Regions from separate parts of the Homo sapiens genome. Here region 1 is linked to region 2. Evidence: read pairs that join two places in POLR2A ChIA-PET (ENCODE). Cell type or tissue: GM12878. All regions are shown on one strand. Each heading gives the region's core, and the rest is flanking DNA. Links, peaks and the distances in the headings are about the cores only.

The links. ChIA-PET counts read pairs that join two places held together with the same protein. Peaks named below come from ENCODE experiments on the same cell type or tissue, not always from the same donor. Only the 100,000 strongest peaks of a DNase experiment are listed, where the experiment ranks them.
Region 1: POLR2A ChIA-PET joins it to region 2 with 10 read pairs; 2 of 35 experiments call an interaction of 5 or more read pairs at or near these places.

What each region holds. Positions count from the first base shown.
Region 1 is chr2:121,817,982-121,833,125 of GRCh38, forward strand. No RefSeq gene overlaps it. Among named protein-coding and RNA genes, the nearest start is that of LINC01823, 35 kb to the left of the region's middle. In GM12878, for the core only: no CTCF peak of the experiment used is centred there; no DNase peak of the experiment used is centred there.
Region 2 is chr2:121,692,547-121,707,690 of GRCh38, forward strand. NIFK-AS1 (NIFK antisense RNA 1) reads left to right here. Exons shown (of 4, transcript NR_037857.1): 3 at 13,222-13,361. It also overlaps the pseudogene LOC124906186. Among named protein-coding and RNA genes, the nearest start is that of NIFK, 37 kb to the right of the region's middle. RefSeq lists enhancers at 7,152-7,271, 7,429-7,928. In GM12878, for the core only: no CTCF peak of the experiment used is centred there; a DNase peak (open chromatin) is centred at 7,035; H3K27ac peaks cover 417 bases.

The sequences.
Region 1 (15,144 bases), core at 4,741-12,740, 130 kb after region 2:
CCTGAGTCAGCCTTCCTGGATTGCTGGGGCTCCCATGTGACATGGCTGTGACCCCATGTTCCTGGGTCCTTATGGAGGGGCAGCTGAGTGGGGAGCAGTGGAAATTCATGGGGGCAGGGGTGAGGTCCTAGTGGTGCTGGTGTCTGCCCATCTGCCCTGTGCCCTGTGCCCTGTGCTCTGTGCCCTCTGCCTCTGGGGCTGCAGCTGGCTTGCAAATCGCAGGCATGCTCAGATGGACTTTCTGGCTCTGCCACTCCCATTTCAGCATCCTCAGTTTCCTCCAGCCATCACAAGTGCTGCGTGCCAAGATTTTTGGGTCAGCCTCCTGGCTCCCATTCTGGACCCACAATTAAAAATTGACAAGAGAAACCCCCTGCCCCTTTGCAGGTCAGCCCTGGGTTCTGCAGCCAGGAATTCAGCTTCAGGCACCATCCACAGGGATGCCTGGGAGGAGAACACGGTTGTTTTCCACAACATCAACCTCTAAGAGTCAGGGATGCTCCTTAACAACCTGCTGTGGATGGACCAGAAATTTATTTAAGCCCTCCCTGAACCTGTTTATGTTTCATTAAACTCTTTTATTGATCCTCTTAATTTTCCTTTTGCTGATTTACTCTGGGCCTTGACTTCACACCCCTCTCCCTGGAGTTCAGGTTTCAAGGGCTTCCAAAGTGTGTCTGTACCCCAGGCCCCAGCCAAGGGCCAGAGCTGCAGAATGGGCCTTCTGTGCCCTTCTGCCACCTTCAGCAACTTCCTCTTTCTGCTCTTCTAGAACCCACAGGAAGGTCAGGTCTGCCTCTCCCCTGCCTCCATTCAACCTTTGCCTTTTAAATGCTTAACCCCAAACAATGAGTCTTTGGTGGAGAAATTTCAGACTGCTATTATCTAGTGGTAGAGATGTTTTGGGGCGGGAAGACCTTTAAACTCCACTTTGTATGTGGCTCTCTAGTGGCAGAAATAATGTTCATTAAAGCCACAATCCATTGAGAGGGTGGGGAGGTTGGAAGTTTGCAGAATGACTGCTGGACCAGCTTGGGAAATTTACAGATGACCTGTTTCAATCCATTCTCATTTGCTCACGCAAATTGGGTTCCGTTTATACTTGGCATTGGAAAAAAGAAAGAAAGAAAATGAGGGCTTGGTATGTGGCTGTAGCAGACAGAAAGAAAAGGCTTGGTGACCATGTGGTGTTTGCCATTCTGTTCATTAGACCAGGAGAGAGGTTTCCTGGTCCTGCTCCTCTGGCGTGGTTACTTCTCTCTCCTTGGTATATTTCCTTTCCAGCACCATTTAGGAATGGGGTTTCTAATTAGGGGAAAACTTAAAAAAAGTTGATTAAAATATAGTTTTCTTTTTCTATTGATTTATCTAAAATCTTTATGTATTTGTAGTGGAAGGGTTTTGTGTTAGCTTACTTCACCATTTTGCTGAACTAGAAATTCTCTGCTTCTATTTTTCTAAGGAAAGAAGTACATACACTATTCAGTAAGAATATTTTTCATTGTTTATTTTTTAGTTTCAGTACTTTTAGGGGTACAGGTGGTTTTTGGTTACATGGATGAGTTCTTCAGTAGTAAATTCTGAGATCTTGGCGCAACCATCACCCGAGCAAGTGTACACTGTACCCAATATTTAGTCTTCTATCCCTCACCCCCCTCCCAGCCTCCTCCCGCTCAGGCCCCACAGTTCATTATCACTGTGTATTTTTGTATTCTTATAGCTTAGCTCCCACTTATAAGTGAGAACACACACAGTATTTGATTTTCCATTCCTGAATTACTTTGGTAAGAAAATTCTTAATACAAGGCTGATCAACCCATGTTGCCTTTTTTTCTTACTCTCTCAAAGTTACAACCCAAATTGAAAAATACAAGCTCTTCTCCAAAGAGGTGGACTGATCCCTAGACAGGGGCTAAGAGGCCCGTCTTGACTCCCCTCTCGTTTCTGTGTTCCAGTTCACCAGCCGTGTTCCTGCGGGCCTGAGCCGCTCTGGTCTGCTACAGGCCACCCGGCTTGCACCTTCCCTCCCTGAGGCCCTGATTCTTGCTTCCTGACTGTGAACTTCCTCCTGTCATTTACAGCTGGCTGTGCTTCACATTGCACACCTGGTGGGGTGGGGTGAGGGGGTGCTTGAAAATTGCAGACACTGTAGATCAGGAGAGTGACTGTTACAATTTTGGCAGATGGTAGGGAAGTGTCTTGTGGGAACCTTTTTTGTAATTTGCACCAAGTCCCCATTTGGGATAGTGTTGGGGCTGCTCAAATATTTCTTTAAGTGTGCTCTGTATTGATTTCCGTGGAGTTTTGCTTCTTCAGATACGCTCTGTTAATTGCTTCTGTTAGGTAGCGGCAGCAGCAACAAAAACAAACATTAATGAACTCCTAATAACATCTATTATTAATTGCTAACATTTACTAAGTGCTTGCTATGGACCAGACATTGTGCTAGATGCTTTTAAAATACAGTGTTTTGTTGTTGTTGTCATTGTTGTTGTAGAGACGGGGTCTCCCAGTGTTGCTCAGGCTGGTCTTGAACTCCTGCGCTCAAGCGATCCTCCTGCCTCAGCCTCCCAAAGTGCTGAGATTACAGGCGTGAGCCACCACACTTGGCCTTTAACTTACTTCAACCTACAAGGCAGTGCCAGTGTGAAACCCATTCTACCACTGGGTGCCAAGGTGTGACAAGGCGATGTAACTTGCCAGGCACTGCAGAGCAGAAGTGATGGAGCTGGTATGAAGCCTCCAGCTGTTTTACTCCAAACCCATGTTTTCTTTCTGCTGTACTGGGTCCCTGGGTTCAGAGATGAAGCAGCTCTCAGTCATGTAGGACACATTCAAGCCAACTGTTCCCATATAAGGAGCTACTGGCTATGCTGGGGTTCCCCACCGGGCAGTGGGATCCCAGGAGAGGGAGAACTGCAGTAGCTGAGGGTGATCAGAGGATGCTTCACAGAGGAGGGGACTTGTTCCTTTACCTGGGTGTGGCTTCCACTCTTTTTCATCCCCTACAGCCCTGCATCTCTGCCTGAGTCTGCCGCCTCTGTTCCTGGGTGCGCTCAGGGTTCAACATGGCGGACACTGGGGAAGATTATATTTTCCAATGGGCTGGAAGGGTGAACTCCTGACAGGGATGCAAGCTGAAAAACAAGCTCTTTACCAGATAGAAAATGGACACATGGTGATGCTTCTTGAATAATTCCATTCAGCAGCCTCCTGGGATCCGTCGCCCATGGTTTTATAAATGGTCTATCTCACAACCCACTCTCAGATGGGCCACCTCTGCCCCTCAGGCTGGCCCTGGCTGCATCTACAAGTTCTATGAGTCCCCAATTAAGAAAACAATAGCTCTCTTTTCACTGAAGCCCAGAGCTGTCAGAGTCCTTTTCAACACAACAAGAGATTCATCAGCTTCCAATCAAGGAAAATTAATTTATGTTTGTCCCAGTGTCCTGTAGCATTGGATTTCAAATAATTGTAAACAAAATGAAAAAACTCAGGCAGCTCTCTGTTTCTCACTCAGTTCTCACCGTCAGTGGGAAGCTGCTCACATAAGAGAAATAGTTGGCTGTCCTTAAACTTTGGAAAACACCACCAAGGAACCGTGTGGCTTGATGCCACTGGGCTTAGTGTCAGGAGGGTTGAGTCTTGGTGGAGGTAGGAGCATCACCCAGTCAGTGGATGACATCACCACCACTTGGTGACGTATTGAGATGCCCCAGGGGACAGAAGGAGTGGAGCCAGTGACCTCAGCAGGCACCGAGAACACTGTTTTAGGGGCAGCATTGCTAGCCATCCCCCACAAGAGGACATGTGTTGGAAACAGCACTGTGATCAGGGTTCTGGATACCATCCTGCCTCTACCAGCGAAGTCAAGTAGCCCTGGGGGCTTCTGCTTTCCCATCTGTAAAGTGAGAAGATCAGCCTGTAGCTCTGTCCAGGAGATGCCCACAGCCTTGTCCCTATGGCTGTATTAGTGCTGATTCAGCTTTTGCTGTCTAGAAGCCTACAGGCCTTTTTTTTTTTTTTGAGAAAAGACTCACTCATGAAGCAAGAGAACAGTATAAAATGATGGATAATCCACTGTTAGTTTGGGTGAGGGAGATGGAAGATGCAACCGCTTTTCAAAAACATTCAAAAGTATTTTCTTTAATTTCTGAGTGGTAGGGAAATTGGGTATATTTATTTTATCACACATTTTATTATTTATTTTATTTATTTGAAGCAGGGCCTCATTCTATCACCCAGCTGGAGTGCAGTGGTGTGATTATAACTCACCGCAACCCTGGACTCCTGGGCTCAAGTGATCCTCCTGCCTCAGCTCCCTGAGTAGCCAGGACTACAGGTGGGTGCTACCATACCCAGCTAATTTTTATTTTTATTTTTAGTAGAGACAGGGTCTTGCTATGTTGCTCATACTTGTCTTGAACTCTTGGCCTCAAGTGATCCTCCCACTTTGGCCTCCCAAAGTGCTGGAATTATAAGTGTGAGCTATAATCTGTGCCCAACTTTTTATCACACATTTTTGCATTTTCTAAAAGAATTACAATCACATGTAAGGCCTTATGAAATCCTTGTCTACCCTAAAGTCATAAAGGTTTTCTCCTATATTATTTCATAGAAATGTTGTTTTACCATTCACGTGTAGATCTACAATTCATTTGGAATTGCCTTTTTTTGGTATGGTGTGAGGTAGGGGTCAAGGTTTATTTTTGCACTGCAGCACTATTATTGCTGTAAATCAGGTGTCTGTATGTGGAGGTTTCTCCTTTGTCTGATTAGTCTGTTTGTCTATCCTTGCGCCAATACAACACTGTCTTAAATGTCACAACTTTCTTAAGAAGGTCTTGATAATCTGGTAGTGTGAGCCCTCCAACTTTGCTCTTTCTCAAAACTATTTTGATTATTTTTTGACTCTTTTCATTCCATATACACTTTAGAATAAACATCAATTTTCACAAAAACACTTGCTAGGATTTTGACTGAGACTTTATTGAATCTATGAATTCATTTGGAGAGAGTAGATATGTTGATAAGATTAGATCTTCCAATAATATATCCAACTTCAGAGCGTTGGCTTTTACCAATTCCCCTGGGGCATCATTTAGCTGAGAACCAAATTTTATGTGACTTTTTTAGCCTGGGGGTTCCAGACCAAGTTGGGTGGGATAAATTTGAGCCCCAAATCTATATGAAGTCAGATTTGTGTTCATGAATTCCCAGATAACTATTTTATTTATTTACTTTCCACTTCAAGTCTAAGCTAAAATTTCTTTGTCATCCACCTGAGTTGGTGAGAATTTTTTCTTTTCTGGTTTGTACTTTTGTTCTTCATCAGACCCACTCCCTGTAAGCATCAATCCCCAATCCCCCGGGAGTTGCGAGCTCATGCCCCTTCCTGAATCCATCCTCCTGGCCAGGTTTCACAGCAGAAGCTCAAGGATTTTCTTGGCCCCTGGGGAGTTCTATTTCCTTCTTTCAGGGCTCTGTCAAGATTGAAAAGGCTGCTTACTATATTTACCCAGCATTTCATGGTGTTTGTGCTAGAAGATGGTGTTCTCTGATCAAAATTTCAGAAAAGGTGTTGTTCTGAGTAGCCACAATATAAGCACAGAGATGGGTCCCTTTTTCAGTTTGGGATATCTTTCCCTTCTTTGGTTAGCAGAGCGTTGTTCTTGGTTCTGACCAGGAAGCCTTGGGCATTAGGTACTCCTTAGCAGAACAGATGTGACCATGTATGAAGCCACCAAGTGTGAAATAGTCTCCCTGATAGAAGAGACCATGCCATGGGACTTCCTTCCACAGGACGTTTTATTATCAGCTGGCCCACCATCTTCAGTCTATTCTCAGCTTCCGTCTTCCTCCCCTTCTCATTGCCTCACTGTGGGGCATTTTGCTATATTTTCATTACCACCTTTGAGGGATATCAGCCCTCCTGGGGAGCCCTATATTTCTCATGAATAACTTCTGGTAATGAGGGTAGAGAGAGAAGGTTGATTATTTAAAAAAATAGAAAAAAACAGCATAAACTGCTGCATCTGAAGATTGTCCCTCACCTAACCCTACTTCTCACTGAATCCTTCTGGGGCATCCAGGCAGAAATAATTCTATCTATAAGTAACTACAGATAAAATTGTTAGACACTAACATAGCATTTGTGAATTAATTAAACCGGTGTAGGTATCAGGATGTCTGACTCTGTGTCAGGCACTGTGCTAGTGCTGCATAAGACAGACAGGATATACAAAAGAAATTATTCTGAGGCTTGTTAAAATGGCAAGGAATATTTTCTTCAAGGCTATGATAATATGGGAGGGAGATGGAACTCAACTCCAAATACAGCAGGGACAAATGGGGATTTGTAGGCCATGGGCAGGGTGAGGGAGTGGAGGGAAGATCACTAAGACCTTTGATCAAGTCTCAAGGGTGGAGGAGGAGGAGCTCATTTGGCCAAGTTGGGGAGGGTTTCAATAACCTAGCTCAGCAAGATTCTCCGCCAAAACCGGATTCGGTTATGAGGCTTGGACAAAGCCTGCTTGAAAAGAGGGCCAGAGGAGGCCGACTGAAGTTTGGGCAAGGAGGGAGTCCTTGTCATGGGTCCCTGATCTCATGGAGGTGTGAGCCATGGGATGCAAAAGGTGGGCCTGGCACCACCTTGAAATCCCTGCTGTAGCTTTGTTAGGGATGCCCTGACACTAGGTCCTGGGGTCCTCACTGTGGGGCATTTTGCTATATTTTCATTACCTCCTCATAGGGATATCAGCCCTCCTGGGGAGCCCTATATTTCTCATGAATAACTTCTGGTAATGAGGGTAGAGAGAGAAGGTTATTAGAAAAAAAAAAATAGAATAAAACAGCATAAACTGCTACATCTGCAGATTGTCCCTCACCTAACCCTACTTCTCACTGAATCCTTCTGGGGCATCCTGAAGTCTCACCAGTCACTTGAGGGCAAGCCATATGTTTTCTTGGATCTGGAAGCCTTTAGCATCATCCTCACTTGGTCTTCCATGGACTCCCAGGGGAAGCTTTACCATTCATTACTTGTCAGTTGCTGACTTAGTCCCCACACACTCCAGATGCCCAGAAAAAACACCTGCATTTTTCTTCCCAAGGCAACCAACATCTGTCCCAGCCCTGTCTGTTGCAGGAAGCAGCCTGTTTACTCCCTGTAGCAGGGTAGGAAAGAGTATGTTACAGCTGGCTGTCCCTCGGTGCCAGTCCAGGGCCACACTTCACACACATCACTGGCACCTCCTCTTTGCAAAGGTGCCCAAGGTCCAACTACAATACCTTGGTTATCTGGGGTAGGAGCATGTGCACTGTTAGCCATTCACACTTCAAGTAGAAAGAGTGACCTCTATTAGCTTAGAGGAAAGTCATGCTGAGAGAGTAGGAGAGCTGAATGCAGCAAAAGTCAAAGGTTAAGAGAGTCCTGGAGTGAGTGCAAGGGTGTGTGCACCTGTGGGCACACACATACACCCAGCCGTAGAGGTGGGACGCAGCAGGCCTGCATTACCCTTCCGGGATGTGTGGTGAGAGGATGGGGAGTGATTTTATTTGTTCAGCAAACATGGGAGCACCTGCTCTTCATTAGGGACTGTGCTGGGTGCTGCAGTCAGGAGGAGGAGGAGGAGGACATGGTCACGAGATATACAGGAGCAGGAGCAGGGGACAGTTGGAGGGACAGACAAGGAGAGACATGGTGTGCTGGCAGAGATTGCACAGGAAGTGGTGGGAGGGGACAATTGTACCTGAAGGGTGGGGCCAAGAGGGGCTCAGCCTCTGAACGAGTATTCAAGCTATGCAGTGTTTGCCAGGCAGGTGGAGATGCAAGTGGGAAGGGCATTTGAATGGAGGGAACAGCATGAGCAAAGTGCAGCTGTGGGGCTCACTCTGGGAACCGTAAGTAGCTTTTTGTAGGCAGGGAGACCTTTGGGCGTGAAGGGTAGAGATGGGAGACAAAGCTAGAGAGGCCCAGGAACTTGGAAACTGTGTCAAGTAATTTCAGATTTAATCACGCGGGAAACAGGGACCAGGAATCCGGCAGCTCCGAAGCTTGGTTCAGGATTCTGTCCCAGGGGCACAAGCTGGCTCATCTTGAAGCCTCTGTCCCCTCTCTCCACTTCTAGCACAGGGCCACTGACTTCTTTTCTAGAGCCACAAGTATTTCCCAGACTCTGAGCAGGAGCTGCACGCTGATAGGGAATGCGAATGAGTCCTTAGTTACCACCCACATCCCAGAGATGGAGCTAAGCCACTGAAATAACAAGCTGTTTCTCCCTTTGGCTCTTTCTGAAGACTGTGCACTACCCAGGGCCATTCCTGCCATTACTCACAGAGCAAAAAGCTGCTGGGGATAAATGAACTGCACCTCTAACCTCGGTCTGGCTCTGCACCCAAATTTCCCTGCAACTCCCCCAGATCACTGTCTTTCTGAAATGGGGGCCTTTTGCAGCTCCTCACCTGATGGATGGTGTGGGCAGAGAGGGAGCTGCGGCCTTGGAGTCCAGGTTCCTTGGCCTGTCCCGTGGCCTTTGTATTTGCCCTTGATATTTATGATGCTGCCAATTACCCTGATCCATTCAATTACCCAGAGCAGCAGTCACTGAACCTCCCCAGGCTGTGAGATGCTTGGAAAGCCACAGATATGATGACCACAGGACAGGGGAATATCAATTTTGCTTCCCCACAGTGTCCCCTCTGCCTAAATTTCTATCCTAGTGTTATAGCAAGAATAATGCCTGGAGTGGTGATTCTCAAGCTGGGGTGATTTTGTACCCCAGGGGACTTCAGCAATGTCTGGAGACATTTGGGGTTAATAAAACCTGGGGGCTGATACTATTGGTATATAAAGGGTAGAAGCCAAGGATGCTGCTAGACATCCTGCAATGCACAGGACAGCCCTGACAACAAAGAACTATACAGTACAAAATGTCAGTAGTGCTGAGGTTGAGAAGCCCTGATCTAGAGCACTGTGGGATACTCCACTTGTATAAAATTCCCTTTTTTTTTTTTTTTTTTGAGTCTTGCTCTGTCACCAGGCTTTAGTGCAGTGTCGTGATCTCGGCTCACTGCAACCTCCACCTCCCGGGTTCAAGCCAGTCGTCTGCCTCAGCCTCCTGAGTAGCTGGGACTACAGGCGTGTGCCACCATGCCCAGCTAATTTTTTATATTTTTAGTAGAGATGGGGTTTCACCATGTTGGCCAGGCTGGTTTCAAACTCCTGACCTCAAGTGATCCATCCACCTCGGCCTCCCAAACTGCTAGGATTACAGGCATGAGCCACTGTGCCGGGCCTAAAATTCTTTTCAATGGCCTTCTGAGCAGTCTCTCTAGTGCTTCTTATTCTTTTCTCTTGGAAGGGCCTTTCAATCCTAGTTCATCTGGCAAACTTCCATGCATCCTTCAAAACCCATCTCAGGTTCACCTTTTTTTTTTTTTTTTTTTTTTTTTGAGGAAGGCATCCCTGGCCTTCCAGAACCTGACTATGAGAGTTAATGATTCCCTTCTCTGTCCTACTTCTGTACTTGCACAGATTTTGAATGCAGATGCTTTTAAGCTACCAGTACTTCATCTCTATGTCTGTCTCCCCTATTCTCTTTGAAGAGAGGGATCCTCAGGTCCCAAGTCCTTGGGAGAATAGCTGAGGAGCTCACCACATTCAGGAACCAAAGTTAAAAAAATATTGGCTGGGCGCAGTGGCTCATGCCTGTAATCCTAGCACTTTGGGAGGCCGAGGTGGGTGGATTACTTGAGGTCAGGAGTTTGAAACCAGCCTGACCAACATGGTAAAACCCTGTCTCTACTAAAAATACAAAAATTAGCTGGGTGTGGTGGCAGGCGCCTGTAATCCCAGCTACTCGGGAGGCTGAGGCAGGAGAATCGCTTTAATCTGGGAGGTGGAGGTTGCAGCGAACTGAGATTGTGTCACTCCACTCCAGCCTGGGTGATAGAGCAAGACTCCATCTCAAAAAAAAAAAAAGTTAGAAAAATATTAAAAACATGAATGAAATTCTTTCTAAATTGAATTACATAAACCTCAGTCTTTCTAAACAGATTCTCTTTACTGGGTTTCCAGCTCCAAGGGCCTCACACAGTAATTACTTAAACATTTGTTAAACTGAGTTGATAATGAAAAGGAGAGAGGGTTTTACAACATGCAAATGGTCAGCAAATGGAAGAATCCCTGATGAGCACCGAGGATTTTCATTACTTGTTAAGGATTTGAGGTTTGGGTCTTTTCGTGTTGGTTTTATAACTTTTCTTGGTCAGATGAACTGTAGATTTGGAAGGTGTGTGTGTGTGTGTGTGTGTGTTTGTGTGTGTGTGTGTGTGGTGAAATGGTAAATGGTGCCAAGTGGCTCCTTCTTGGAAACGAATGACTCATTTCTCTTTTTTCATGCCAAGCAGGTGCAGAGAAAATGTTCACCCTGAAGAAATAAGCAATCCTAAATATAGGCTTGCTTAATGAGGGATGAATATTGCTAAGTAAAGAAGGCTGTGTTTTAGATTCCATCATTCCTGAAGCTCCAGCACTCCTCCACGAGGGCTCGGCAGGGATATGAGGCTTCTCGGGGGAAGGGGGATGATTTTCATTCCGCTTAACTATTTCCGAGCCATAGCTGAAGTGAGCTTTGCCTCCGCACCTGTTTCTGCGGTATGAATTGATTCACACGAGCGCGACAAAGGGGAATGATGTCAGTAATATGTGTGGCTCATTCACCTTCGTTTTGAAGTTTGACGTCATGTGGCGGTGGGTGAAGCAAGCTTTCTCCCAATGAAAGAAGAAGCCTCAGGGATAGAGGAAAACCTTAGGAAAAAAAGCTCAAAATCCTTTGCCCCAGTGGAAGCAGAAGGGCTTCCTTTGAGTGGCACCCAGAGTGTGCTGGGGCAGGCTCATACGCGCTCGTGGGAGATGATTATTAAATGCTCAGGAATTTTGCAAGCCAGTTGTTAAACTCAGCCATTATTAAAAATTAAATTATATAAGCTTCAATGATATAAACTCTATTTTAATTTTTTCTTGTCTTCTTTTCTTTTTTTCTGAGACAGTCTCTTTCTGTCGCTCAGGCTAAGTGCAGTGGTGCAATCACGGTTTACTGCAGCCTTGACCTCCCAGGCTCAAGCGATTCTCCCACCTCAGCCTCTGGAATAGCTGGGACTGCAGGCTTGCACCATCATGTCTGGCTAGTTTTTGATTTTTTATAGAGATGGGGTCTCACTATATTGTTCAGGCTGGTCTTAGAACTCCTGGGCTCAATCTCTCAAAGAGGTGGGATTTCAGGTGTGAGCCACTATGCCTGGCCTAAATTATATTTTAAAAAGATAACAAATACTCAAAGCTCATCACTTCCCCATTATTTTGCTACCATATAGTGAATGCCCTGGAGGTTATTTCCATTTACTGTGGCTGGGTGGTTACAGAAATACTGTGTGTGCTACTGTGCATCTCTCCCCAGTTTTGTGTTCCAGTATGTCATTGGTAGCATCCTGTAAATGGGAGTATTTACACCACAGAAATTGGCAAACATACAACTTGGGGCTTTTCTCTCTTTTCCAGAGAGCCAGTTTGTAAAGCTTTACCAGTATATCACTGTGTAGACCCATGGGGCATGTGGAGGCCGGGAGGGTGCAGTGGGGGAGGGAGTCCTGAGGACCCAGATTTGGCAGAATGACTTCTGGGAGTGGCCTTTCAAGGCGGGTGAGAGGGCACCACTTTCAGTAGCCAATGTTAAAAAAGAAATGAAGAATATTTTCATGGAAAGCTTTCTGGTGTGGTGACATAAACCCTTGTCTTCCTATACAGGATACACCAGGTGTAACGTAATCCTTTCTCAATGACCCAGGGACATCATTGTGAACCCCATGGGTGTGGTGAGTGGTGCTAGTGAAGGGGGATTCTGAGGTTTGGGAACTCCAGGAGGGCAGAGTTCTGCTGCGTCACCACCAGCCTCCTAGGGATTAGCACAGTGCTTGGCACATAGTAGGCACTTAGGGACTGTTTGCTGGAAGAAGGCGTCATGTTGGGTGTTTTATCCGCATACAAAGTGGCTCTGCACTACTGTGTGGCCTTTTTTCTTCTTCTCTTTTAGAGACAGGGTCTTGTTCTGTCACCCAGGCTGGAGTGTAGTGGTGTGATCAGGGCTCATTGCAACCTTGAAATCCTGGGCTGAAGCGATCCTTCTGCCTTAGCCTCCTGAGTAGCTAGGACAACAGAGGCACACCATCATGCCTGGCTAATTTAAATAATTTTTTTTTTTTCCGTAGATACAAGATCTGGCTACGTTTCTCAGGCTGATCTTGAACTCCTGGTCTTGAGCTATCCTCCTTCACTGCCCCACCAAAGTGCTGGGATTACAGACATGAACCACCTTGCTCAGCCTTTAAATTTTTTTTTCAAAATTTTATTTTAATTAATTATATTTATTTTTAAAGAGATGGAATCTCGCTCTGTTATCCAGGCTAGAGTGCCGTGGTGTGATCATAGCTGACTGCAGCCTTGAACTCTTGGGCTGAAGCAGTCTTCCTCTGCAGCCTCCACTATGTGGTTGTGGTCTTTGATGAGGTGCTGGGCTAAATGGCAGCAGGAATGAAAAAGGGACACATTTGAGAAAGATTTAGAGAGTAAGATAGACAGGACTTAGGTGATGGATTAGATATGGAAGGTGAAAAGTGGAAGATGAGTATTAATTTTGTATTTTTTAATTAAAAAATCTCAAACATACAGTAATGAGACTGGTGTAATTAAATCTATCACCTCGACTTAATCATTTTTTACCATATTTGCCTCATCTTCTTTATTGAAGTATTTAGAGTAAATTAGAATCATGTTGACATTTCAACTCTAAATACAATAGTACCCCCCTTATCCTCTGGGGATATGTTTCCAGATGCCCAGTGGATGCCTGAAACCACTGATAGTACCAAACCCTATATACACTATGCTTCTTCCTATGCAGTAATGAGGGCAGAGGTGGGGAGGGGAGGGTAGTGTTTACAGCGTGGATATGGTGGACAAAGGGATGATTCACATCCCAGGTGGATGGAGCAGGACAGCATGAGATTTCATCATGCTACTCAGAACAGTGTGCAATTTAGAACTTGGGAATTGTTGACTCCTAAAATTCCAATTTCCATTGTAGACCACAGTTGATTGTGGGTAATTGAAATGGAGGAAAGTGAAACCTCTGATAAGAGGGGACTACTTTAATTAAGCCTACATCCCTGACATCTCCAGTGTCACCAACACCAGTTCATGGGATCATTTTCCCCATTATCCCCAAAATATATTTTACAGACTTTGTTCAAGGGTTTCTGTATTTTAGGTTTTGCGGGTCAAGAGACAAAATCACAGGAGGCTAAAGATTTTTACATTTTACATTTACAAATCTAAAAATCATTCTTAGGGCTGGGCATGGTGGGTCACGCTTGTAACCCCAGCACTTTGAGACGCCGAGGTGGGCGGATCACCTGAGGTGAGGAGTTCAAGACCAGCCTGGTCAACATGGTGAAACTTCATCTCTACTAAAAATACAAAAGTTAGCTGGGCTTGGTGGCATGGGCCTGTAATCCCAGCTACTCAGGAGGCTGAGGCAGGAGAATCGCTTGAACCTGGGAGGTGGAGGTTGCAGTGAGCTGAGACTGCGCCACTGCACTCCAGCCTGGGCGACAGAGTGAGACTCTGTCTCAAAAAAAAAAATTTCTTAGCTCATGGACCACACAAAAACTGTTGGTGGGCTGATCTTAGCTTCCCGAGCCCTGATTTGCTGACCCCTGCCTTAACACTTGCCTGGGATAAAGTGGGAACCTTTCCTGGCTCCTTCCTCTTCCCCGTCTGGCTTCCCTTACTCCCTGACAGGTTTTCCCCAGGAGCACGCCTTCATAATTCACTTGTTCACAAATTCTCATCTCAGAGTCTGCTTCTGGGAAACGTGACCCACCAGACGGCCTGATGCTGCTGGACTCTTGCGCTGGAGCTTGATGGGAGGCAGCTGAGAGCAGGGCCGAGACCACTCCCTCCGAGTCCCTGGCAGACCGAGGAGCTGGATCCTGCTTGCCTGCAGGCTCCACGGAGAGTGGGTGGATGGGTGTGACTGGCTGGGACCTCAGTCTCCAGCCCAAGCCAGAGATGTTGTCATCAGACAGATGTGGAGAGAGGCCCATAGTTAGGCTTCGGTTGGGAGATATGGTGAATTTCCTGAGGGACCCTGTGTCTCTTAATTGGAAGAGCATGAGGCTAGGAGAGGGCTGCAGCCTCCTGGGCAGTCATGCAAGGGCAGCTGTTCTCTCTCCCACCCATCCCCAGAGGGATGAACATTGGGAAGGGGAGAGAAGGTTAACAAATCAGCCCTGCCCCAGGCCCCCGACCAACTCCAAGGCCCATGAACCTGGCCTATGCTGGAGGAGGGGTGGACAGGGAGTGCTTTGAATAGAAAATGAGATTGAAGCTGTAAAATGAACAGGACTGAGCCTTAAAAACCAGAATGAGATTTCTTTAATTAACTGAAATGACCACAAAATTATGGAATCCAACTGTGATGTCATTAAGGGAGCTGCTCCCCCATGGGAAGTGGTGGTGGGGTTGTGTGTGAGCCCAGCTGGTGGCGGATACTGAGAAAAGGAAAGCTTCCTGTGCACACCCCAGTGCACAGATGAAGAAGGAAGAATGAAATGGAGCTCCGGTGCAAAGTGGCATGCAGATTTCTCCAAACTGGGACAGTTAGCGGCTCCAGTGACATCGTTAGAAGTTACAGGGAAGGACAGAGAGATGCTGTGGGAAAATGGAGATGAATGATGAAGATCTGGAGAAAACAGATGTGGAAGGAAACAGATGCAGCCAGGACGATGAGCTTCTCCTCGAAGCTGCCTGAAAAATGATGGTTTCTATGGGATCCAGGAGGAGGGGTGGAATAGTGTGGCTTAGAAAGTTAGGGAAATTGAAATGAAGGTGAAGTTCCACCGTCATCCATCACGCCAGCGCGGTGTGGGACCCCTGCCTCCCTAAGCCGGTTTATTAATGATCCAGGACAGAGAGCCCAACAGTGCCTTTGTTAAAGTCACAAATGATCCTGAGCTGGGAAGCCTTGGGAACCACGGTGGGGAGGACTGACAAATTAATACCCAAATTAGGAGGTTGAAAATATA
Region 2 (15,144 bases), core at 3,107-11,106:
ATTTTGTGGAAATCTGAGAGGCAGAAATGGGATTTAATGATCTCAACTGTCATCCATCTAAAAAACCTAATTTGCAATTTTAAATAAAATGGCATGTTGCCTTCTACTATTCTCTTTTTGTTTTTTGAGACGGAGTCTTGCTCTGTCACCCAGGCTGGAGTGCAGTGGCACAATCTCAGCTCACTGCAACCACTGCCTCCTGGGTTCAAGCGATTCTCCTGCCTCAACCTCCCGGGTAGCTGGGATTACAGGCACACGCCACTATTCTAGGCTAATTTTTTTATTTTTTGAGACGGAGTCTCGCTCTTTGCCCAGGCTGGAGTGCAGTGGTACAATCTCAGCTCACTGCAACCTCTGCCTCCTGGGTTTAAGCGATTCTCCTGCCTCAGCCTCCTGAGTAGTGGGATTACAGGTGCGCACCACCACGCCTGGCTAATTTTTGTATTTTTAGCAGAGACGGGGTTTCACCATGTTGGCCAGGCTGGTCTCAAACTCCTGACCTCAGGTGATCTGCCTGCCTCAGCCTCAGCCTCCCAAAGTGCTGGCGTGAGCCACGGCTCCCAGCCTACTATTCCCCTTTTAAAACAGGAACCAACCCTGCATTTAATTTTATGAAGTCTGATTTATTTATTTATTTATTTATTTATTTATTTATTTAGAGATGGAATCTCATTCTGTCACCCAGGCTGGAGTGCGGTGGCGCAATCTCGGCTCACTGCAACCTTTGCCTCCTGGGTTCAAGCGATTCTCCTGCCTCAGCCTCCCGAGTAGCTGGGACTAAAGGTACCTGCCACCACGACTGGTGAATTTTTGTATTTTTAGTAGAGATGGGGTTTCACGATGCTGGTCAGGCTGTTCCACTATGTTGGCCAGGCTGGTTTCAAACTCCTGACCTCAGGTGATCCGCCTGCCTCGGCCTCCCAAAGTGCTGGGATTACAGACGTGAGTCACTCTGCCCAGCCGAAGTCTTATTTATGAACAAAATTTGTGTTATTAAAAAGAAAGTAGTCAGGTACGGTGGCTCATGCCTGTAATCCCAGCACTTTGCAGGGCTGAGGCGGGTGGATTGCCTGAGGTCAGGAGTTCGAGACCAGCCTGGCCAACATAGTGAAACCCCATCTCTACTAAAAATACAAAAAATTAGCTGGGTGTGATGGCGGGCACCTGTAATCCCAGCTACTAGGGAGGCTGAGGCAGGAGAATCGCTTGAACCTGGGAGGCGGAGGTTGTGGTAAGCCACGATTGCACTCCAGCCTGGGCAACAAGAGTGAAACTCCGTCTCAACCAAACAAACAAAGTAGAAAAAAATAAAATTTTCTCTGTCTCATTATCCAAAGATAACTAGTATTAAAATGTCTCACTGTATACATTACTCTTGTTTTTTTTTTTTTGTTTTTTTTTTTTGTTTTTGAGATGGAGTTTCACTCTTGTTGCCCAGGCTGGAGTGTGGAGTGCAATGGCATGATCTCAGGCCACTGCAACCTCCACCTCCCAGGTTCAAGTGATTCTCCTGCCTCAGCCTCCCGAGTAGCTGGGATTACAGGTATGCGCCACCACGCCTGGCTAATTTTTTGTATTTTTAATAGAGACAGGGTTTCTCCATGTTGGTCAGGCTGGTCTCGAACTTCCAACCTCAGGTGATCCTCCAGCCTTGGCCTCCCAAAGTGCTGGGATTACAGGCATGAGCCACCACGCCCAGCCATACATTACTCTAGTTTTAACACAGCCATCATCGAACTCTATATTAAATACTGAGTTTAGTTGTTTTCATTTATTTCAACAATAATCATTTGGCTTTATTATAATGAGTTTTTCATGATTACAGTACTATTTCACAGTACTATTCTCCTATAGTTGAGTGTTTTAGTATCATTTTTTACATTATTAATAATATTGCAATTGGTATTTTGGTACAGAAAGCTTTTATTGTACTTAGAATTATTTCCTTAGGCTAGAGTCCCAGAACAAAGATCAAAAAGTACAAACATTTTTAAGGTTCTTGACACTTTAAAAATGACTTTCCAGCAGGGCACGGTGACTCATGACTATAATCCCAGCACTTTGGGAGTCCAGCAGTTTGAGAGCTGCCTGGGCAACATAGCAAGAACCTGCCTCTGTTATTTAAAAAAAAAAAAAAAAGATTTAAAAAATTACTTCCCAAAAGCATTTGCTAGTATACATGCCCACTGGCAATATAAGTCTCTGTCTCTTGTAATTATTTTTTGAAAATATCTGCAATTTATTGGGGTGGAAGATTTTCTGAGGTGGTGTCATATTTTGGGATGGTGTGTCCCGAGCCCCAACAGAACATATTCTGAATCCAAAACCTCAAAATTGGCTAAGACCCAAAATGTTGGTCATTTGCATTTGGCAGATTAAATGAAACAAATCACCTTTCCCCCACTGACAATTCCCCATCAGGGATCACCAAGGGCCAGAAAAAGGCCAGGGACTCTGGTAGAAGTCGGGTACAGTGAGGTCATCGCAAATGGCTTTTTTCCGGGCTCTGTCACAACCTGGGAGAATATTCCTAGGGATGACAGAGCTGGGGAGGGCACACCCAGATTCTGTTTCTTACCCTCCTTCCGGCACTGCAGGTAAGAACTGTGGTTTTGATCTGTAAATGACTTGATGATGAACATCTCCAGTGGAAGTGGGCAGTCTAGGCCGAGGCTCACTAGGGGAGAGAGGCAGGCCTGAGGGAAGGTGAGAGGCACCAATGTCAGCATGACAAAGGATACTCCTCTGTCGCAGCAAGGCTTGGCAAGTGCCTCCCACAGCAAAAGGCTTCTACAAAGCTGGCAGCATCCAAAAGTCAGCATCAAACTTAAGCAAACAGAAAGAGGTTATTTAATTCCCTTTAACTAATGTGTATCTATATGGGTATATATATATATATGTGTGTGTGTGTGTGTGTGTATATATATATATATAAATGTTAAGAGGGGTTATTTCTGAATTTCTGAGATGATGAGTCATCTTTATATTCTTCTTTATACTGGTATATTATTTGTAAATTTCTAAAATAAACAACTACCATTTTCAAATTGAAAACATCCAGACTCCATAAATCATTGTAAAAATACTTTAAGTGAAAACTCAATTGGAAGGAAATTCTAGTTAAATATGGCAGATGAAACATCAGAATTTATTTCTTCTTCCTACTTGAAACATCACTAATGTTAACAAAAGTATTAAAGCAGGCATAAATCCAAAAGACAAAGAAATAGGAGAAAGAAGATGACAATAGCTTGGAGATGTCCACAAAGTAGAGGAAGCCAAAAAGTAAGGCACAGAGAACTAGCACTACACAGAGAAAGCTGCCGCTGGCCAGGCGCTGTGGCTCACGCCTGTAATCCCAGCACTTTGGGAGACTGAGGCAGGTGGATCACAAGGTCAGGAGTTCGAGACCAGCCCAGCCAACATGGTGAAACCCCATCTCTACTAAAAATACAAAAATTAGCTGGGTGTTGTGGCGTGCACCTGTAATCCCAGCTACTTGGGAGGCTAAGGCAGGAGAATTGCTTGAAGCCAGGAGGTGGAGGATGTAGTGAGCCGAGATTGTACCACTGCACTCCAGCCTGGGCAATAGAGCAAGACTCTGTCTGTGGTGGGGGAGTGGCAGGGAAGAGAAAGCTGTTCCTTATGGCTGCTGCAGGGCCTGGAAGTCGAGGAGTCCAGTGGGAAGGAACAGGCACAGGGGAGGGCAGGATGGGGCTAACAGCAGGACTGCTTGTTAGTCTGTTTAGAAGCAGGCTGTGCCCCATAGAACAGGGCCTGACCCATCTAGATGCTTAATAAACATTTGTTAATGATGCTTAATAAACATTTGTTAATGAGTGGGTGAAAGGGTAAAGGAATGGCCTTCCAGTTGGAACTGAGGCCTCTCTGGTTGCCCTGTTGAGAGGGCACATCAGAAGAACCTTTCCACATTGAGACATTGAATCTGTGCCCCCAGGGCCAAGACCACATTATGGTACTGGCACTCAAGGGCTAAATGCACACGCACCCCGTGTTCAGTGTCAAGCCTCCCTTGGTGTGGCTGCTGCTGCTGCCCCCTGCCCTCAGCCCATAGGAAGAGCCCAAGGAAATGGCTGGGACAGAGGGAAGAGGAACAGCTGGGGCTGGGAAGCAAGGATGAAACTTGGCTGACTGCACCTTCAGTGCAGACCTCTGCATGTGACCCTGTTCCTAAGCCCAAATGCACAGGGGCCTTGAGCATCTGTGGACGGGACACCACGGAAGCACGCACGCCCCTCTCCTTTCCTGCTGGAGGATGGACCTCTCTCTCCCAAGCCAGGCTTCCCTGCCTTCAATGATTCTGGACGAGCACTGCACCAGCCACTTGCCCTAGGGAGGGGATTGTTTCACAGACCCTTGACACCTAACAAACAGTCCTGCTCCCACCTAGGGGGACCCACATTTATCAAATACTGTCTTTAATTTACACTGGTTGCATTCTCTCTGCCAGCCTGTGAGGAAAAACCATTTTCCCAGTCTGAGGAAATGGAGGCTCCGATAAGCTAAATAACAACCCCCAGTCCAGTCTCTGCACCTGGGCCTGGCAAAGATTCCTCCGAGAGCTTTCCAGATTCCACACTTGCTGACTGTGGCTTCCTCTAGGCAGGGCACTGGCTAGCCCTGGGGACACTCAAAGGTAAATGGGCCTTGTTTTTTCCTTCCAGGAGTTTGCTTATCTTAGAAGAGACTGGAAAGTAGCCAAGTGGCTACAGAGCACGAGTCAGAATAGGGTCACTGTTGTAGGAGCACAAAGGAGAGAAAGAAATTCAGGTAGGGCTGGCAGGAAGAGTTCAGGGACCTTTCTAAGGAAGGAGAACTCCTGCTGACTCTTGGGAGAAAGAAGGGCTCTCCAAGCAGTTTGGCAAGGAAGTCCATCCGGTGCAGGGGGACACACGTCAGTCATGGTCAGCTGGGACAAGCTGGAGGGCAGCCTCAGAGGCTAAGGGCTGGTAGGGCAGGGGCTGAACCTTAGGCAGCTTCCCTGGCAGCACTTGTAGTCCAGCTTCTAGGAGGCAGAGTCTGGGTGGGAACACCTGAGGATGAGGAGGTATTAGAGCAGAAACCAGAGCTGGGCAGCGGGAACAGAGAGGAAGACCAACAGGAAGGACACTGCTGAGGGAAAGACAGAAGACTGTGGACAGGGAGAGGGCAGGGGAGAAAGGCCCAAAGGAGGCCCTGCCTTCGGGCCACCAGGAAACAAGAGGCACCCTATCCTGTTCTGTAGTGGGTGGGTTTTAAAGCTCTGTGTGTTAATTTCCTATCCAAAAGTCCTTTTAAAAAATAGATCATAATCCCAGCACTTTGGGAGGCTGAGGCGGGTGGATCACCTGAGGTCGGGAGTTCGAGACCAGCCTGACCAACATGGAGAAACCCTGTCTCTACAAAAAATGCAAAATTAGCTGGGTGTAGTGGTGCATGCCTGTACTTCAGCTACTCGGGAGGCTGAGGCACGAGAATTGCTTGAACCCGGCAGGCGGAGGTTGCAGTGAGCCGAGATCATGCCATTGCACTCCAGCCTGGGCAACAAGAGCAAAACTCCGTTTCGAAACAAAAAAATAGACCAACGAGGCTAGGCTCGGTGGCTCACGCCTGTAATCCCAGCACTTTGGGAGGCCAAGGTGGATGGATCACCTGAGGTCAGGAGTTCGAGACCAGCCTAGCCAACATGATGAAACCCCGTCTCTACTAAAAATACAAAAATTAGTCGGGCATGGTAGCACACACCTGTAATCTCAGCTACTCAGGAGGCTAAGGCAGGAGAATTCTTGAACCCGGGAGGCGGAGGTTGCAGTGAGCCGAGATTGTGCCACTGCACTGCAGCCTGGGAGACAAAGCAAGACTCCGTCTGAAAAAAAAAAAAAATAGACCAGTGAGTGGATAAACAAAATGTGGTATATACATACAATGGAATATTATTCAGCCTGAAAAAGCAAGGAGATTCTGACACGTGCTACTACACGGATGAACGTTATGAACATTGTGATAAGTGAGATAAGCCAGACACAAAAGGACACATCCTGTATGATTCCACTTACATGAGGTCCCTAGAGTAGTCAAATTTGTAGTGATAGAAAGTAAGATGGTGGTTGCCAGGACCTGAGAGGAGAGGGGAACGGGAAGTGAGTGTTTAATGGGCGCAGAGTTTCAGTTGGAGAGTGTGAAAAAGTTCTGTGGATGGGTGGTGGTGATGGTTGCACAACAGTGCGAAGGTACTTAATGCCACTCAACTGCACACTTAAAAATGGTTAAGATGCTACATTTTAGGCTAGGTGCGGTGGCTCATGCCTATAATCCCTGCACTGTGGGAGGCTGAGGCAGGTGGGTAGCTTGAGCTTAGAAGTTCAAAACCAGCCTGGGTCCAGGCACAGTGACTCATGCCTGTAATCCCAGCACTTTGGGAGGCCGAGGCAGGTGGATCACCTGAGGTCAGGAGTTCGAGACCATGCTGGCCAGCATGGTGAAACCCCGTCTCTACTAAAAATACAAAAATTGGCCGGGCATGGTGGTGGGCGCCTATAATTCCAGCTACTCAGCAGGCTGAGGCAGGAGACTCGCTTGAACCCAGGAGGCGGAGATTGTAGTGAGCCAAAATCATGCCATTTCACTCTAGCCTGGGAGAAAGAGCGAGACTCTGTCTCAAAACAAACAAACAAACAAACCCCACCAACCTGGGTAACATGGTGAAACCTTGTCTCTACAAAAAAAATACAAAAATTAGCTGGGCGTGGTGGTATGCACCTGTAGTCCCAGCTACTTCAGAGGCTGAGGTGGGAGGACGGTTTGAATCCTGGAGGTGGAGGCTGCAGTGAGCAGAGATGGTTCCACTGTACTCCAGCCTTGGCAACAGAGTGAGACCCTGTCTCAAAAAAATATGCATTTTAGGTATATTTACCCCACACACACACATACAAATAGGCCAGTGCAAGATGAGCCAGAAGAGAGCTGCTTCGTTCAGTCTGAGTGACTAAGAGTGATGATGCCATCCACCCAGACAGGAAGCAGACCGGGTGAGCGGGTTTGTGGGGAGAGATGAGGTCAGCTCTCAGAGGTGACAACGCTCCTAATGATCAAACCCTCAGTAGAGGCCCACTGTGCCCGCATGGGAGGTGCTTTGCCCCCACCTCCCTCAGCCTTGCAAGGTGAAGGCTCTTGCTTTCATTTCACAGGGAAGCTAACGGTGTTTAGCCAGTATGACCCAGATTTGTCCAGCCCACTGTGCCTGTCTGGGTTCGGGTGCTGAGGGCCATTCCTTGTGATGCGGCCAGCAAGCAAGGGGCGACCTGGAGCTGAGAGAGGAGGTGAGAGTCAGAGGAGCTGCAACATTTCCTGCACTGAGATCCTGGTAAAGCCACAGGCATGGCTTGGCCCCCGCAGGAAGGAAGCAAGAGGGAGAGAAGGGGGAAGCCCTACATGTAAGACACTCTCTCTACTGAGTCCTGCCGATCACAGCAGCTCCTCCTGGAGAAATGTCCACCCCAGTGTCGCCAAGTTAAGACCTCGGCCTTGCTCAGCACCTGCCCAGCAGCTGATGCTAGGACCTCTGCCAAGCATGAGGAGAGGAGCCAGCTCAGAGTGACTCATTGTACATCAGCCTGGCTCCATGGATCCGGATCAACGCCCTGGACCTCACCTGGCAGTGAGGAACCAGTGGGAAGAGAGGTGCGTGCTGGACTCCACTGGACAGCACGTAGTCTCTCGGTGGAAGCAAAGACACCAGCCTTGCACCGAGCCAGCCCAGCCAGGGAAGAGTGGAGAGGAGGCAAGGCTGGGGGCTGGTGGGTGACTGTGTAATTCCCAAGCCAGGTGAAAATCTGTACAGGTTTTGAGGAGGAGGTCACTTCTCAGCTCCAAATAATAGAAGCATCCAGAAGGAAATAACCAGAGGCTTCTGCCAATTGATCTGGAGACTGGGAAAAGGTCCCACAGTTATTAATAACCTCTGTGTTCTGGGAACTGATTTCATGCACCAGACAAAGGGATTAAAAAGTTGCTGGTGAAGGCAAAGTGGTTTCAGCCAAAGCTCTCCTTTCTGTCTCCCAATAAATGAGCATTTTTCTCCACAGAAACCCTTAGAGCTGATTGGCCCTTTGACAAATCTGGTGAGCTGGGAGCTGTGTGGCTGATTGGCATATTTTGATAACCACTCTGTCGTCGTGAAGCACTTTCTTCCGGCAACCCCCATTTCACTCGCTCTGAGTATGGGGGTGAAAACAGTTGCTTCTGTAGCTTCTGAAAAAAAGCTGAGGATGGAGCCCACTCCTGGCCTGAGCCCTTAGAAGCATGTCCTATAGGAATCCTGGAAGAGAGACACTATATTAATTAATCCTTCAAAGTTAATGCAATGAACTTCAACTCGTACAACAGAGTTGTGGTGATGCTGTTACACAGCTGCCCTTCACAGGTATTGGGCCCACTCAGTAAGGGGATACAAATAAATAGGTTAAGATCTGAGAGACTGTTAGAGAGACGGCTTCCTGTAGAGACAGTGTTAGAAACCACAGTCAGGGCTGGGCACGGTGGCTCACGCCTGTAATCCCAGCACTTTGGGAGGCCAAGGCTGGCGGATCATGAGGTCAGGAGTTCAAGACTAGCCTGGCCAACATGGCGAAACCCTGTCTCTACTAAAAAAAATACAAAAATTAGCCAGGCGTGGTGGCAGGTGCCTGTAATCCCAGCTACTCGAGAGGCTGAGGCAGGAGAATCACTTGAACCTGGGAGGTGGAGGTTGCAGAGAGCCAAGATTGTGCCATTGCTCTCCAGCCTGGGCGACAAGAGACAAGAGCAAGACTCTGTCTCAAAACAAACAAACAAACAAACAAACAAACAAAAAAACCAAAGTCAGCACAGTTAGTTTGCTCACTTACTAAACTATGAGCAACTTGAAGGAAGGGTAAGTGTCTCACCCATATCCATACCCATATCTGACAGTGCCCATCAAGATTAGCTGCTTTGTAAATTAATAATAATTGAATGCTGTTGTGACATGGTGTTATTTCAAAAGACAACCAGCCACTACTTACAACTCCATTCCTGTGATAATATATTTCCTGGTCTCAGCCAAGGAGATAAGAACTGAAACTGCCTTTGCAAAATTATGACTGAGACAGTGAAAGAGATCTAACTTCACCGACTCCATCTTCCTTCTAACTTCTAAGCTATCCTTGTTCTTTCCTGGGCATAGGCTAAACTAACTTTGGGAGAAACTTAGTTTATAGTTTAAACAAAGATGGTAACAGCCCTTTCCCAAGCTGACCTCCTTCTTGCCTGAGGACTAGATTGCCTTTGTAGTACTAACACTAGCTACAAGATTAGAAATTGTGGTTTAGGAGTCATGCAGCTGGAGGCTACAAGATTCTGACCCTCCCTACCCTGCTCCTAAGATCAGTGCCTGAGATATTCTTCAGACCCTGCACTTGATGGATCAGCTGGCACCACCCAGATCAATAAACTGGCTCATCTGATCTTGTGGTCCCCATCCATGAACTGACTCAGCACAAGAAGACAGCTTCCACTCCCTATGATTTCATCTCTGACCTGCCCAATCAGCACTCTTGGCTCACTGGCTTCCCCTCACCCACCAAATTATCTTTAAAAGCTCTGCATGGCCAATGCTGGGCACGGTGGCTCACACCTGTAATCCCAGCACTTTGGGAGGCTGAGGCGGGTGGATCACGAGGTCAGGAGATCGAGACCATCCTGGCTAACACGGTGAAACCCCGTCTCTACTAAAAATACAAAAAATTAGTCTGGCGTGGTGGCAGGCGCCTGTAGTCCCAGCTACTTGGGAGGCTGAGGCAGGAGAATGGCGTGAACCCGGGAGGCGGAGCTTGCAGTGAGCCGAGATTGCGCCTCTGCACTCCAGCCTGGGCGACAGAGCGAGACTCCATCTCAAAAAAAAAAAAAAAGCTCCACTCCCCGAATGCTTGGAGAGACTGACTTGAGTAATAATAAAGCTCCAGTCTCCCGCACAGCCAGCTCTGCGTAAATTACTCTTTCTCTATTGCAATTCCCCTGTCTTGATGAATCGGCTCTGTCTAGGCAGTGGGCAAGGTGAACCTCTTGGGTGGTTACAGAAGTATCTCTTGTCTTTGTTCCCACCTGTTCCCATTGGTGGGATCCCCAGTCCCCAAGCACAGTCAGGAGCAGATCTTTGCCAGGCTCTGTGACTCACTCACAGCCCAACACGGGTCAAGTTCACAGTTCGTCTGTGCACTCAGCACATGCAAAGGTAAATTATTCTTTCCTATCCCTATTCCTGCAGCCCCTTTGTCTACTGATATAAATGTTGACCAGAGATTTTCTAACTCCCTCTCAAAGCCTCCAACCTAAATTACTGTAAAAGATGCTTAACTGGCCTTTGGTCCCTTTCAACCTATTTTCCTTTCTGCAGTGAGAGTGCTTTTTTTTTTTTTTTTTTTTTTTTTAAGACTGAGTCTCGCTCTGTTGCCCAGGCTGGAGTGCAGTGGCGCAATCTTGGCTCACTGCAACCTCCTCCTCCCAAGTTCAAGCGATTCTCCTGCCTCAGCCTCCGGAGTAGCTGGAACCACAGGCATGTGCCACCATGCTCGGCTGATTTTTGTATTTTTAGTAGAAACAGGGTTTCTCCATGTTGGCTAGGGTAGTATCGAACTCCTGACCTCAAGTGATCTGCCTGCCTCGGCCTTCCAAAGTGTTGGGATTACAGGTGTGAGCCACCGCACCCGGCCTGATAGTGCTTTTATTCAAACACAATTGGGTTTTAATTCAGCCTCTTGAATAGCTAGGGCTATGGGCACGTGCCACCAAGCCTGGCTTCTGGCAGATTCTTATAAACATACCAGCCGGGCACGGTGGCTCATGCCTATAATCCCAGCACTTTGGGAGGCTGAGGCAGGCGGATCACCTGAGGTCTGGAGTTCAAGACCAGCCTGACCAACATGGAGAAACCCCGTCTCTACTAAAAATACAAAATTAGCCGGGCGTGGTGGCACATGCCTGTAATCCCAGCTACTCGGGAGGCTGAGGCAGGAGAATCGCTTGAACCCAGGAGGTGGAGGCTACGGTGAGCCGAGATGGCACCATTGCACTCCAGCCTGGGCAACAAGAACGAAACTCCGTCTTTAAAAAAAAAAAAAGTAAACATACCTATGACCTAGCATTTCACTCCTGAGTTATCTACTCACAAGAAATGGAAGCGTTCGGCCGGGCGCGGTGGCTCACGCCTGTAATCCCAGCACTTTGGGAGGCCGAGGCGGGTGGATCATGAGGTCAGGAGATCGAGACCATCCTGGCTAACAAGGTGAAACCCCGTCTCTACTAAAAATACAAAAAATTAGCCGGGCGCGGTGGCGGGCGCCTGTAGTCCCAGCTACTCGGGAGGCTGAGGCAGGAGAATGGCGTGAACCCGGGAAGCGGAGCTTGCAGTGAGCCGAGATTGCGCCACTGCAGTCCGCAGTCCAGCCTGGGCGACAGAGCAAGACTCCGTCTCAAAAAAAAAAAAAAAAAAAAAAAGAAATGGAAGCGTTCACAAAAAAACCTGTACTTGTCTTTCACAAAAGTTTCATTTCTAATAGCCAACCACTGGAAACAATCCAAATGCCCACCAATTGGTGAACAAATTGTAGTAATCGATACAGTGGGACACTGCTTAGAAATTTAAAAAAAATGAATTACTGATACAGGTGACATAGATGAATCTCTAAAGCATTACACTAAATGACAGAAACTAGACACAGAACACCACATACTGTATTTACAAGAAAGAACAGAAAGGCAGAACCGTTGTTTCAGAAAGCCGATCAGTGGCTACCTGCAGCTGGGAATGGGGGAAGGGGCTTGACTGCAAAGGGGCAAGAGTGATGGTTGGAGTAATGGTGGTTTTACAACTGTATGGGTTTGTTGAAACCCATTGAATATTTTATTTAAAATTGGTAAACTTTACTGTTTGTAAATTATACTTAAATAAAGTTGATTTAAAAAATAAATAGGCCGAGGCTCAGTGGCTCACGCCTGTAATCCCAGCACTTTGGAGGCCGAGGTGGGCAGATCACAAGGTCAGGAGATCGAGATCATCCTGGCTAACATGGTGAAACCCTGTCTCTACTAAAAATACAAAAAAAAATTTAGCCTGGCATGGTGGCGGGCGCCTGTAGTCCCAGCTACTCGGGAGGCTGAGGCAGGAGAATGGCGTGAACCTGGGAGGCAGAGCTTGCAGTGAGCTGAGATGGCACCACTGCACTCCAGCCTGGGCAACAGTTCGAGACTCCATCTCAAAATAAATAAATAAATAAATAAATAAATAAATAAATAAATAGGCTGGGCATGGTGGCTCACTCCTGTAATCTCAGCACTTTGGGAGGCCAAGGCAGGCACTTGAGGTCAGGAGTTCAAGACCCGCCTGGCCAACATGACAAAACCCTGTCTCTACTAAAAGTACAGAAATTTTACGGGCATGGTGTCAGGCGCCTGTAATCCCAGCTACTCGGAAAGCTGTGGCCGGAATTGCTTGAACCCGGGAGGCGGAGGTTGCAGTGAGCAGAGATCACGCCATTGCACTCTAGCCTGAGTGACAGAGCGAGACTCCAACTCAAAAATAAATAAATAAATAAATAAAGTAAATAAAGCCATATAATAGTGAAAAACCCACCATCTGAAAAAAGACTAAAGAAGTGATAGAGAATTGCACAGCGTGGAGGCTTAAGACGGCCCTCTGGAGGAATCAACTTCCATCCAACAGGGGCTGTGTTTGGTGCAGGAGAGGTAGCCTGGAGGATTGTTCTGAGGCTGTGGTTCTTAAACTTTGGTTGCCATCAGGACAGCTTGGGAACTTGGGAAAAAACAAAGGCCCAGGCCCTATCCTGCTGCCATGAGCCTGGGCCTCTGTGTTCTTGTCAGGCTCTTTCTTAGGCCGTGACCATATTGGACTTCCCTGGTTTCCTCTAAGTCACACTGCCAGTTCCTCCCCAGAGCTTTGTGTGCGTTCTTTCCCTTCCTGGAAGGCTTGGGCCCTTTCCTGCCGCTGGGGTTGGGTTAAGTCCCCTTATCATGTGCTCCTGGCTTAGTGCGCCTGCTTTCCATAGCACACAACTTATAATCACTTGTTTGGCATCTGCCTTCCTCATGGGATAGTAAGCTCCATAAGGACAGGGCCCAGGTCACCAATGTGTGGAACGGTGCCTGACACACTGTTCGTTTATCTGTTCTTTGACCACGGTCCTGAAGAAATGCCCAGGAGGATTGACGAGATTGAGGTCAAGATCGTGGCCCAGTGTGTGGCGCTCCAAGCCAGCTCTTCCCCTTTCAAAACCAGAAAAGCCGCATGTTTAGATCGCTCTAGGAGATTCATCTCCATTACGATACAGGTGGGTAATGAGTTTCCCTCATAAACTTTTTTTTTCTTTTCTTTTTTATTTAATTTTCACATCAGATATGTAATGTGCCAAGGTAGTAACAAGGTTTGAGGGAGGCACATCTCACACGAATGTGAAAACTCAAAAGATCTAAACTAAGTTTTGAAACAAATCCACAAGTGGGTTTTTCCTCCACAGGGTAAGATTTTCTCCACATGTTTTGACTTGGGTGCATGGGCGTTGCCTTCCCTGCCTGTGGCCTTCAAAAGACCATGGGTGCGAAGTCCAAGCTTTGACTCTTCTGCCTATGATTCTCTGTCAAATGAGAGGCCAAAATTAAAACCACAATGAGGTATCACTAAACACCCACTAGAGTGGCTAAAATTGAAAATTCTGACTATACAAAATATTGGCAAGGATGTAGAGCGACTGGGACTCCCATACATTGCTGTTGGAAATAGTTTGGCAGGTTCCTATAAAGTTAGAATAAATTTATCATATAACCCAGAGATCCAACTTGTACGTATTTATCCAAGAGAAATAAAAACATATGTTCATTCAAAGCCTTGTATATGAATATTTATAAGTGCTTTATTAATGATAGCATAAAACTGGAAGCAATTAAAATGTCTATCAGCTGGTGAATGGACAAACTGTGCTTCATTCACCTAGCAATAAAAAGAACTACTGATGCATGGATGATGGTCTGTGAAACAGAGAAAAATGAGTCTATGCTGTATGATTCCATTCATATGAAATTATAGAAAAGTTTAGCCAGGCGTGATGGCAGGCGCCTGTAGTCCCAGCTCCTTGGGAGGCTGAGGCAGGAGAATCACTTGAACCCTGGAAGGGGGAAGTTGCAGTGAGCTGAGATTGTGCCACTGCACTCCAGTCTGGGTGGCAGAGTGAGACTCCGTCTCAAAAAAAAAAAAAAAAAAAAGAAATCATAGAAAAGACAAACTATAGGGTCAGAAATGAGATCAGTGGTAGCCTGGAACCAGGGGTTGTGGGAGGAGATTGGCCGCAAAGGAGCATGAGGGAACTTTGGAGTGATGGAATTATTCTGCATTTTGATTGTGGGGCTGGTTGCACAGGTGTATGTATTTGTCAAAATTCATTCAACATCTGGTCATGGTGGGCTCACACCTGTAATCCCAGTGCTTTGAGAGGCCAAGGCGGGCAGATCACCTAGGTCAGGAGTTTGAGACCAGCCTGGCCAATGTGGTGAAACCCCGTCTCTACTAAAAGTACAAAAGTTAGCCGGGCATGGTGGCATATGCCTGTAGTCCCAGCTATTCGGGAGGCTGAGGCAGAATTGCTCAAACTGGGGAGGCAGAGGTTGCAGTGAGCTGAGATCACACCATTGCACTCCAGCCTGGCGACAGAGCGAGACTTCGTCTCAAAAACAAACAAAAAGTTTGTTTTGTTTTTAAGGCCTACTTCAATGCAAGCAGAACAAATTTTTAATCTCCGAAAACATGGCTTTTGAAAGGAAACAATAAAAACTCTGCCACTGGGCTAGTGTTACCTGCTTAAAGGATCTGGTGGCTGAATGAAGGTCATTATATCATCAGAGAAAGCCCTCACTTCCTGACACAGTAGCATCTGTGAGGAACAATTAATTGCAACCCTATACCCCCCGCACAAGTGATTTTTATGGTCTCACAACCCCAGGTTGTTAAAATGAGAGGTCAACATCCCTGCTGGTTCGTGGGAAATTCTTCATGGACACATACCTGCCTGGTGATGTGTTGGTCATTTTTCCATTTAGCAGGCAGCTGTGGGTAACGTTTAA